Linked DNA regions of Homo sapiens: regions 1 and 3 are each linked to region 2. A link is a contact called in ENCODE Hi-C or POLR2A ChIA-PET data. All regions are on one chromosome and are shown on one strand. Each heading gives the region's core, a stretch centred on a gene start or an enhancer-like site at or near the end of the contact. The rest is flanking DNA. Distances are from core to core; before and after follow the strand shown.

Region 1 (3,078 bases), core at 446-2,945, 250 kb after region 2:
CCACACGCGCATAGCCTCTCCCATGATCAATATCCCCCACCAGAGTGGTACATTTGTTACAACTAATAAACCTACACTGAAGTAGGGGTTTGGACAAATGTATAATGACATTGTAGTATCATACAGAGGAGTTTCACTGCCCTAAATACCCTATGTGCCATCTTTTCATCCTTCCCTCCTCACTAGCCTTTGGCAACCACTGATCTTTTTATTGTCTCCATAATTTCGCCTGTTTCAAAATGTCATATGCTTGGACTCATATAGTATAGCCTTTTCAGATTGGCTTCTTTTACTTAGTAATATGCATTTAAGTTTCCTCCATGTATCTTCATGGCTTGATAGATCATTTCTTTTCAACACTGACTCGTATTCCATTGTCTGAGTGTACCACAGGTTATTTATCCCCTCACCTACTGAAGGACCTCTTGGTTCCTTTCAAGTTTTGGCAATGATAAATAAAAATGTAAATAGCTGTATAATTTTTATATGGACGTAAGTTTTCAGTTTATTTTGTTAAATAACAAGGAGCTTGTTTGCTGGATCATATGGCAAGAGTAGGTTTAGTTTTGTAAGACACTTGCAAACTGCTTTCCAAATTGGCCATTTTGCATTCCCACCAGCAATGAATGAGAGTTCCTGTTGCTCCACATCCTCGCCAGTATTTGGTGTTGTCAGTGTTCTGAATTTTTGCCATTCTAATAGGAATGCATTGATATCTCATTGTTGTTTTAATTTGCCTTTCCCTGATGACATATGATGTGACATATGATGACATCTTTTCATATGCTTATTTGCCCTCTGTTTATCTTCTTTGGTGAAATGCCTGCTGTTTCCATCTTTTGTCCATTTTTTAATTGAGTTGTTTATTTTCTTATTGTTGGGTTTTCAGAATTCTTTCTGTATTTTGGATAACTCTTTCATCAGACATGTCTTTTGCAAACATTTTCTCCAAGTCTGTGGCTTACCTTTTCATTCTCTTGATCCCTCCAGCTTTTTATTTAGAAAATTTTCAGTCCTATAGAAAAAAATACAAAAATAGTAAAATAAGCACTCACACATTATTCATATACATCCACCAGTTGTTAATATTTTGCCACATTTGCTTTATCTCTCTCATGAGCTCCATCTGTTGATTTTACTGAACCATTAGAAGTGATAAATGGCATGTCACATCATCCCAAAAAACACCAATATGCATCTCCTAAGCATGACTTCTTACTGCCTAATCATGACACATCATTATTAAACTAAAAATAATAACTCAGTAATATCCAACAACATACTGCATTTTTAAAGTTCTCCAGTAGTTCCCAGAATCAAATCAAGCAAGGCTCACCCATCGTCTACAGTCTCACAATCTAGGACAGTTCCCCTGCCTTTTTTTGGCATTGACCGATTCATATTGAACCAATTTTATGTCATTGGTTGATTCCTAATGAACCATTTCCTTGTCTACAAGCTCTTGGCTTGCCCTCTTACAGTGATGAGTTGGAGTCTCTCCATGACAGCACCAGACTGGAAATTCTTAACATGCTTTCCAGGCTCATTAACATTGAGATAGTCAAAATCTACACGATGTCCTCAATAATTTTGAGAACAGGCCATGAAAGAAAATGTTGTGAAAAATGTGTTTATGGTTAATGATTCAACACAGTTAACAGAGGTGACTTGGCTTTCTGCCCTGCCCTCATGGCAACATGCGGCTTCCCAGTTCAGCACTGTCCTCTGCTGTTAGGGCCTGGGAATTCTGAATGAGATTCAGTCCTTGGAGTTGAAAAAGTAATTTACCTGATGCTTGGTGGTGTGAATGTTTGTGACAGTTTTTGTGCTAATACATTTTGAAGGACATGTTCTCTCAAAATAGCCCCTTCCACTTTCTGAATCCACACTCCAGTTTTCTTTTTAACTTCAGTGAGTGGTAGTCTATTTGACCTGATGTGCAGATCTTCTGGCACATACATTTCTGCTGTCTCTTGGCATAACAAATTGGCAGTCTATCCCTATGTTATGTACACTGTTTATATTGAAAATTTGTCTTTAATTGGTCTGATACTACATCATCTGCTAGGGCCAGTAGTTTGTCATCAGCCAATTTGTACACCTGAGGCCCTCAAACAAACACGTGCTTACAATGTTTCTGGCACTATTTTTAAAGCTTGTAAGAATTAAATGAGATAGCACAACAACCCCATGAGGGTAAGTACCGTTAATCCCATAATATGGATGAGGAAACTGATTCATTTAGAGGGATTAAGCAATTTGCCCAATACCACATGGCTAGTAAGTGACAGAGCTGGGTTTTAGCTCTGACACTTTGATTCTGGAACCTGCACATTTCATCATTATGTCAGATGCCCTGAAGAGGATACTGTATATCATCTCATCTCACATGCTGTGTTCAGGCAGGTGACGTGCTGCTCAATGCTGGTTTTGATGTCTTTACTAAACTACTGATCTATTTTTGAGATTTAAATCTCAAAACAGTGATACTAGTGAGAAGTAGTCCACCTTTGTTAATCCACCAAATGTTCCGGTTAGGGAACCTAATTTTGGTAACTTCAAGGCCTCTCCTGCTATTGGGAGCTAAGCATCCTTCACTCTGGACTCTCACTTGCTTCACTTTAGAATGAGAGCTTTTTAGGGTAAAACTCAGGAAGTAGGATGACTGAAAGAAAAGCCTTTCTTCTCCACAGTAGCTTATGGGGAAACTAGTAAATTAATTGCCATTATTCCTTGCCACTAAAGGATGAGTTCTTATGGTAGCAATAAATAGACAATAGGGCTGTGCAGACCTCCAACAAACTGTCTTTTCTGGGGTCAAAAGGGGTCTGAATTAACCTCTTCTTAAATTACAGCTCTGTGACACCTGCAGGCACTCATAACAAATAAGAACACCAGGCCAGGCACAGTGGCTCATGCCCGTAATCCTAACATCTTGGGAGGCTGAGGTGGGTGGATTGCTTGAGCTCAGGATTTCAAGACCAGCCTAGACAGCATGGCAAAACCCCATCTCTACAAAAAAAAAAAAAAAATACACAAATTAGCCAGGCGTAGTGGTCCATGCTTGTAGTCCCAGAT
Region 2 (2,788 bases), core at 110-2,609:
CACAGGTTTCTGCACACTTGTGCATGCTCTAATTATTTTCCATAAATGTATTCTGTAGTGTGGGACAGTCTCTGACAGAGTTTCTCCTATATTTGTCTCCTCTGGCTTGTATGTCGACACTTCCCACTTCAATTCTATGCCCCAGCAATTGATGTCATTTAAATAAGTGCCATTTAGTATCTCAAATATTCCATGTTTTTTCTCACTTCTGATACTTCTTATTATGCCTGAAATAGTGCCGTCACTCCTTTCCACCTCTAACCGTTAGTTGGGTAATTTCTACCAATCATCCACATTTCCATCCAGTGGTGTGGAAAGATTTTTAAACCTCATGTCCGGAGCAGGGGGCGGACTTTATGTGCTCTCATAGCCAGAGCTTCCCAGAGTGTGTCCACCAATGACTGCATTAAAACATCACTGGAAACCCAACTGCTTACATAACTGGATATGAAAATCTGCTCCAGGTCTACCAAAGCAAATAACACTCTTTTTTTGGAGATAACGGTGTCATTCTGTCACCCAGGCTGGAGGGCAGTGGCACCATCATAGCTCACTGCAACTTCAAACTCCTGGGCTTAAATAATCCTCCCACCTCAGCCTCCCAAGTAGCTGGGAACACAGGCACACACCACCATGCCCAGCTAATGTTTATGACTTGATTTGTAAAATTTTAAATTTTAAATAGAGATAAATTCTCCCTGTGTTGCCCAGGCTGGTCTTGAACTCTTGGCCTCAAGTGATCCTCCTCACTTGGCCTCCCAAAGTGCTTGGGATTATAGTGGTGAGCCACTGTGTCCAGCCTTGTAGTGTTTTATTTTTTAAGTGTTGTAATGGATGTACCAGTGTTTAATATATCAGTCTTTAAAAAAATAGTTTAAACATCTGTTTTTCCTCACCCCTCACTGAGTACATTGAAAATAGTACAAGTTAAAGCACATGTCTTGTTCTCATCATGTCCATGGCATTCTATACTTCCCCTCCCTTGGCGTTGACCACAATGGGCTATATCTTAATTGCTTGTGTTCTTGTCTGTTTCTCCCAGTGGACTGTGAACTCTTAAGGGCAGGGACTGTTTATTCTTCACTGTTGTATCCCTAGCCTCAAGCCTGATGCTAACACAGAATTTGTGTTCAATAAAAATTTATTGAATGGGCGGGTGGATGGAGGAATATAGGGTAGCCTGATGTCCTCAAAGCAGCCAGCTAACCAGTGCCTACATTCCAACCCGTAAGTTTCCACCACTGACTTACCCTCTTCAACCCGTTTCCTCTTAAAAAAAAAAAAAGTCTCAACGGGCTATTTAAGTGATATGTCCCACAGGGAACACACTCAAATGGCAAAGTCTCACCCGCAGCTGTAATTCCCTAAGTAAACAGCTCTCCTGGGAGGTTCGTAGTCTCAGGTAACTCTGCTGAGTGACTTTGGAGAGCAAGGTAGAAATATTCCCATTTATTCATTATCTACCATGTGCCTAGAACTATCCCAGGCACTTTTATATGTAATACTCTCATTTAATTCTCACAACAATCCTCTAAGGTAGGTATTACTCTCCCCATTTATGCAGATGAGAGAGACTCAGAGAAAGGATAGACCTTGATCAAGCTGCATGCAGAGGAGGAGGCCAGGCTCGGGTCTGTCCAACCCCACAGCCCAGGAACGTTCCTTCTACCATGTGTTCCATGCCAGTGCACAATGCTGTTAGAGATGTAGAATGTTTTGACCTGAAAGGACTCTCACAGGTTGTCCCATGCAATCTACTTCTTGTGATTGAAATAATTTTCCTTAAAAAAAGAAAAGAACTTTGGACTATGTCTCTTGCCAAATAGAATTCTGCAAATTGTGATTTTGCCAAGAGAAACAAAGAACATTCAATTATCCTTAAAGTCTGTCATTGATTGAGTAACTCTTAAAATTAGCCAGGAACATTTTTGGATGTACTGGATAAGTGGGGCATGCCCTGCCATTTTACGTACCTGCAACATGAATTCTGGCTTGGTTTCCTATGGCACAGGGATTACTTTCGTTCATCTCCAAGTGTGGCTCACCAGCCTGCTTTACCACCATGTCTGCTGCCAGGTCAACTCATTTACTTATTAATTGACATTTATTGCACACTTGTTATTTGCCAAGGCCAGGGCTGGGGATTTAATGTGAATTATCTCAGTTAATCCTAACCGTGACTCTATGAAGAAAGTAATATAATTAATTTTATTTTGTCTTTGGGAAAAAAGTAACTTGCTCACAGAGACCATAATTGGTGGACCTGGATTGGGATTCCAGATCAGTGTGAATCCAGAATGAGTGTCTTCACCATGACTTTATGAACCTGCCCCACAGGCAACATTGCAGTCACATGCTGTGACACAGACGCATTGCACACTGGGCAGTTCAAATTATTAGCATTTCCTGGCAGTTTGAATTGCAAGTGACAGGTTGACTTATTGTTGTTGTTTCAGTAAAAGAGCTATACTTTTGTTGCTGTTGTTGAGACAGAGTTTTGCTCTGTCAGCCAGGCTGGAGTGCAGTGGTGTGATCTCAGCTCACTGCAGCCTCAACCTCCTGGGATCAAACAATCCTCCCACCTCAGCCTCCCTAGTAGCTAGGACTACAGGTGTGTACCATCACACCCAGTTAATTTTTTTTTATGTTTTGTAGAGACAAGGTCTCACTATATTGCCTAGGCTGGTCTTGAACTCCTGAGCTCAAGCAATCATCCTGCCTTGGCCTCCCAAAGTGCTGGGATCACAGGTGTGAGCCACTGGGCCCAGTTAGAGTTACACTTTCTGGA
Region 3 (3,015 bases), core at 198-2,697, 180 kb before region 2:
GGGCAGAAACAAATCACTGTGGTGGAATGTCATCAGTTAAGGCTATTTTCACTTCTTTTGTGGATCTTCAGTTGCTTCAGGCCATCTGGCTTAGCTTGGGCTGAGAGGCCTGATAGTATTTACCTGAGACCGTGGTACCTGAGTTTTAATCATTCCTAGAACTACTCTCTTAACCATGTTAATTATCCACAAGTGTGTTTACTCAAGTTTACTCAAAGTGTGTTTACTCAAGTTTACTCAAAGCTTCTGTTGTTAATTGTATACTAAATAAATGCCTGGAGTTCGAGCTGCTCAGGGCCGTCCACAGTGACAAACCTCTCTAGGTGTGCAGGCGGCTGGACACTCAGCTGGACTGGCAAAACAGAATATCTGTGTGTCAGTGTACGTTTTATTCATCTGTCGTTTGGGTCAGGGTCTGAGGGCAGACCCCGCGGCTAATGCCTTCACGTGTGAGGAGCAATACCTCAGCTGGTGGCCTGTGTGAGGAAACCCGTGTGAGGAAAGCCCTGTGAGGAAAGCCGTGTGAGGCCAGTCAGGGGTCTGCAGAAACAGACTCCCCGCAGTTGGAGCCCCTCCTGAGGCAAGCTGCCTAGGAAGAGTGAGGACTGCCCTCATGAGGAAAGCTGCGAAGGAAGCGTGAAGGAAAAGCGACGGACCCCCCGGAAAACAAAGGTGAAGAAAGGAACCGCGCGGTCAAGTCAGTGAGTAATCAGCAAGTCATTGGTGCCCACTCAAAGTTACCAAGTTCTGGGGGAAGTTGGGTCAAGCTGAGTTTTCATCATGGGACCACAGTTATTAGCACAGCAGAAACATTATATGAAAGTATTAAAACAGTTACTTAAGGCTAGCGGAGCCTCAGTTTCACAGGCTCAATTAAGGGACCTAATCATCCATGCTAGACAAACTGTTGCAATGCAAACTCTTGTGATCCCAAGCCCGTGGTTCCCGGAAGAAGGAACGCTAGACGTAGAACTCTGGGAACAAATGGGGAGAAATCTTAACATGTGCAAAGGCAACAGGTCCCAGTAACAGCTTTAACGTTATAGGCTTTAATTAGAGCAGCCTTAGCTCTGTTACACGCAGAAGAGCCTAAAAAGAGCAAGGAGGAGAAAATGTCACCTGCCTTATCACCTCCTCTTCCCTCCACCCTAATATCACCGGGCCGAAATAACAGAGGAAACGGGGGTTTATACCTGAGCCTCCTCCTCCAATAGATAGGAAAAAAGACCTAGGATATGCTACAGCTATCAGTCCCTGTCTTAAGCGGGCAGCATTAGAAGCAGAGCTCTTACTCTGCCCAGTAATGCAGAATCGGCAAGGCAATCAGGTGTATGTTTATAAAAAGATAAGAAAAAAGGCATTAGGAGCCGAAAGCCGTGCAGCCGAGCAAGCAGTAAATAAAAAGAAAGGCTCGGCAGCCCGGAAGTTCACAGAAACAGAGCCAGCACAGGCAAAAGGCAGCGCTTTTACAAGAGTAAAACAGCTACCGCCCAGGGACCCGCCGGCTCAGCTCTCTAGCTCTGCAGGTGACCCAAGGCAAGTGCTCCTTGTTTACAAGCGACATCCCAGATTATAATTCTCTGCTAAAATTTAAGTAAAATGTAAGAATTTGAAAAACCTCTTTTCTGATAATGGCCACTGTTGCTCTCTCTCTCCTACCCCTGACGTAGCTCTCCAAATCCAATTTAGGTAAAACAGTAACCTCTGAAGGGAGAGAGATTACAGAAGGCCGATGAATTAGTTAAAGAGTAGTTAAAAGCTAGGCATGTAAAACCACACATTACCCTTTAAAGGAGAACTTTAAACCTAACTAAATCATATTTGTTAAATTAGAAGAAAAGTTGTATGTAAGTGTAGTGAAAGCATATGCATGAATGACTGTCGTAACCCACTGATTAGATAGTCTTTTGATTTCTACTTGCTAAAAGAGTCCTGAATTCAGTTTCCCAACTACTGGGTCACTGTTTTCAAGACTGTTGGCCAGATTAAAGTCCATAAACTTGATCAGCTTGAAAACTCAATTGCAAGATTTAAGCTGTTCTGCCTGTGGCTTTAAGCACATGGTTAAAGTATATTATTTAAGTTTCTGCTTCTAGAGATGCTTTCAGATTTTCTTTTTAAATTTCATGTTACTTATTTCAACTTGCCATCTTAATGATTAATGCAGTCAATTGCTAAGTTATAACCCTGATATCATCAGGATTCCTTTAAGTAAAAGGTAATTCGAAGCGGTATTGCACTTCCCCATACCTAATGCTTTAACACTGTTTACTGATGGGTCTGGTAAACATGGAAAAGCGGCAGTCTAGTAGAGACCACACAATTCCATCACTCAGAGTTTACTAGCACTCAGAGAGCTGAGGTTACTCTGTTTATTTATTAAAGAACTTTTACAGCATGAAGTTAGCTCTGGAGACCACTCTGTGTGCTCTTTTTCTCCGACTTCAGCAATTGCTACACCAACGTACACATCCTGTTTTTATTACACACATTCGAGCCCACAGCTCTCTGCCTGGCCCATTGGCTTATGGCAATGATCAAGCAGCTCTTCAGGTTGTAACATCACTGCTAGACCAAGCCACCCAATTGCATCAATTTTTCTACTAAAATTAGAGAAACTCATCTTAAACAACTTCAACTTATACAGAGATTGGCTAAACAAATTATCTGACGGTGCCCAGATTGCCAGCTCACAGGCACAGCCCCTCTTTCAACAGGTGTTAACCCTAGAGGATTGGAACCTAATCAGTTGTGGCAAACAGATGTTACATCCCTAAATTTGGGAAACTAAGATATATACATGTATCCGTTAATACCAACACTCACCTAATTAGTGCACATTAAAAAGAGAAATAAAGGGAAAGAATGAGTAAGAAAGAGACTAGAAAAGACAGATCAGAGACAGACACAAAAAGACTAAGGAGAGAAAGTAGGAAGAAAGGAAAGAAATATTAAAGTTACAGATATAAGAATGCACCTTTAGTAAGGAAGGTTATAAAACATAGTCAGAAAGTT

What was found. Hi-C counts contacts between places; a loop is a spot of excess contacts on that map. ChIA-PET counts read pairs that join two places held with the same protein, here RNA polymerase II (POLR2A). Pooled maps may share reads with other maps.
Region 1: a map of pancreas shows a loop between it and region 2 (2.2-fold over the local background). The contact joins two enhancer-like sites. A Hi-C loop is called at or near these places in 5 of 168 maps with a recorded cell type or tissue (Calu3, colonic mucosa, mammary epithelial cell and 2 more) and 6 of 50 pooled maps. POLR2A ChIA-PET finds 5 or more read pairs at or near these places in 2 of 52 experiments (SK-N-SH and activated CD4-positive, alpha-beta T cell).
Region 3: a map of HepG2 shows a loop between it and region 2 (4-fold over the local background). The contact joins two enhancer-like sites. A Hi-C loop is called at or near these places in 6 of 168 maps with a recorded cell type or tissue (B cell, Caco-2, GM12878 and 3 more), 7 of 37 single-sample maps with no recorded cell type and 8 of 50 pooled maps. POLR2A ChIA-PET finds 5 or more read pairs at or near these places in 8 of 52 experiments (A673, CD4-positive, alpha-beta T cell, CD4-positive, alpha-beta memory T cell and 4 more).

The regions. Positions count from the first base shown.
Region 1 is chr12:68,897,973-68,901,050 of GRCh38, reverse strand. The region is part of intron 2 of CPM (carboxypeptidase M); the gene reads left to right. Among named protein-coding and RNA genes, the nearest start is that of CPM, 34 kb to the left of the region's middle. Within about 2 kb of position 1,695, at least 5 of the 41 ENCODE cell types and tissues checked have a DNase peak (open chromatin) inside an H3K27ac peak, as active enhancers do.
Region 2 is chr12:69,149,887-69,152,674 of GRCh38, reverse strand. No RefSeq gene overlaps it. Among named protein-coding and RNA genes, the nearest start is that of CPSF6, 88 kb to the left of the region's middle. Within about 2 kb of position 1,359, at least 3 of the 41 ENCODE cell types and tissues checked have a DNase peak (open chromatin) inside an H3K27ac peak, as active enhancers do.
Region 3 is chr12:69,329,588-69,332,602 of GRCh38, reverse strand. No RefSeq gene overlaps it. Among named protein-coding and RNA genes, the nearest start is that of LYZ, 17 kb to the left of the region's middle. RefSeq lists enhancers at 1-433, 1,274-1,433. Within about 2 kb of position 1,447, at least 18 of the 41 ENCODE cell types and tissues checked have a DNase peak (open chromatin) inside an H3K27ac peak, as active enhancers do.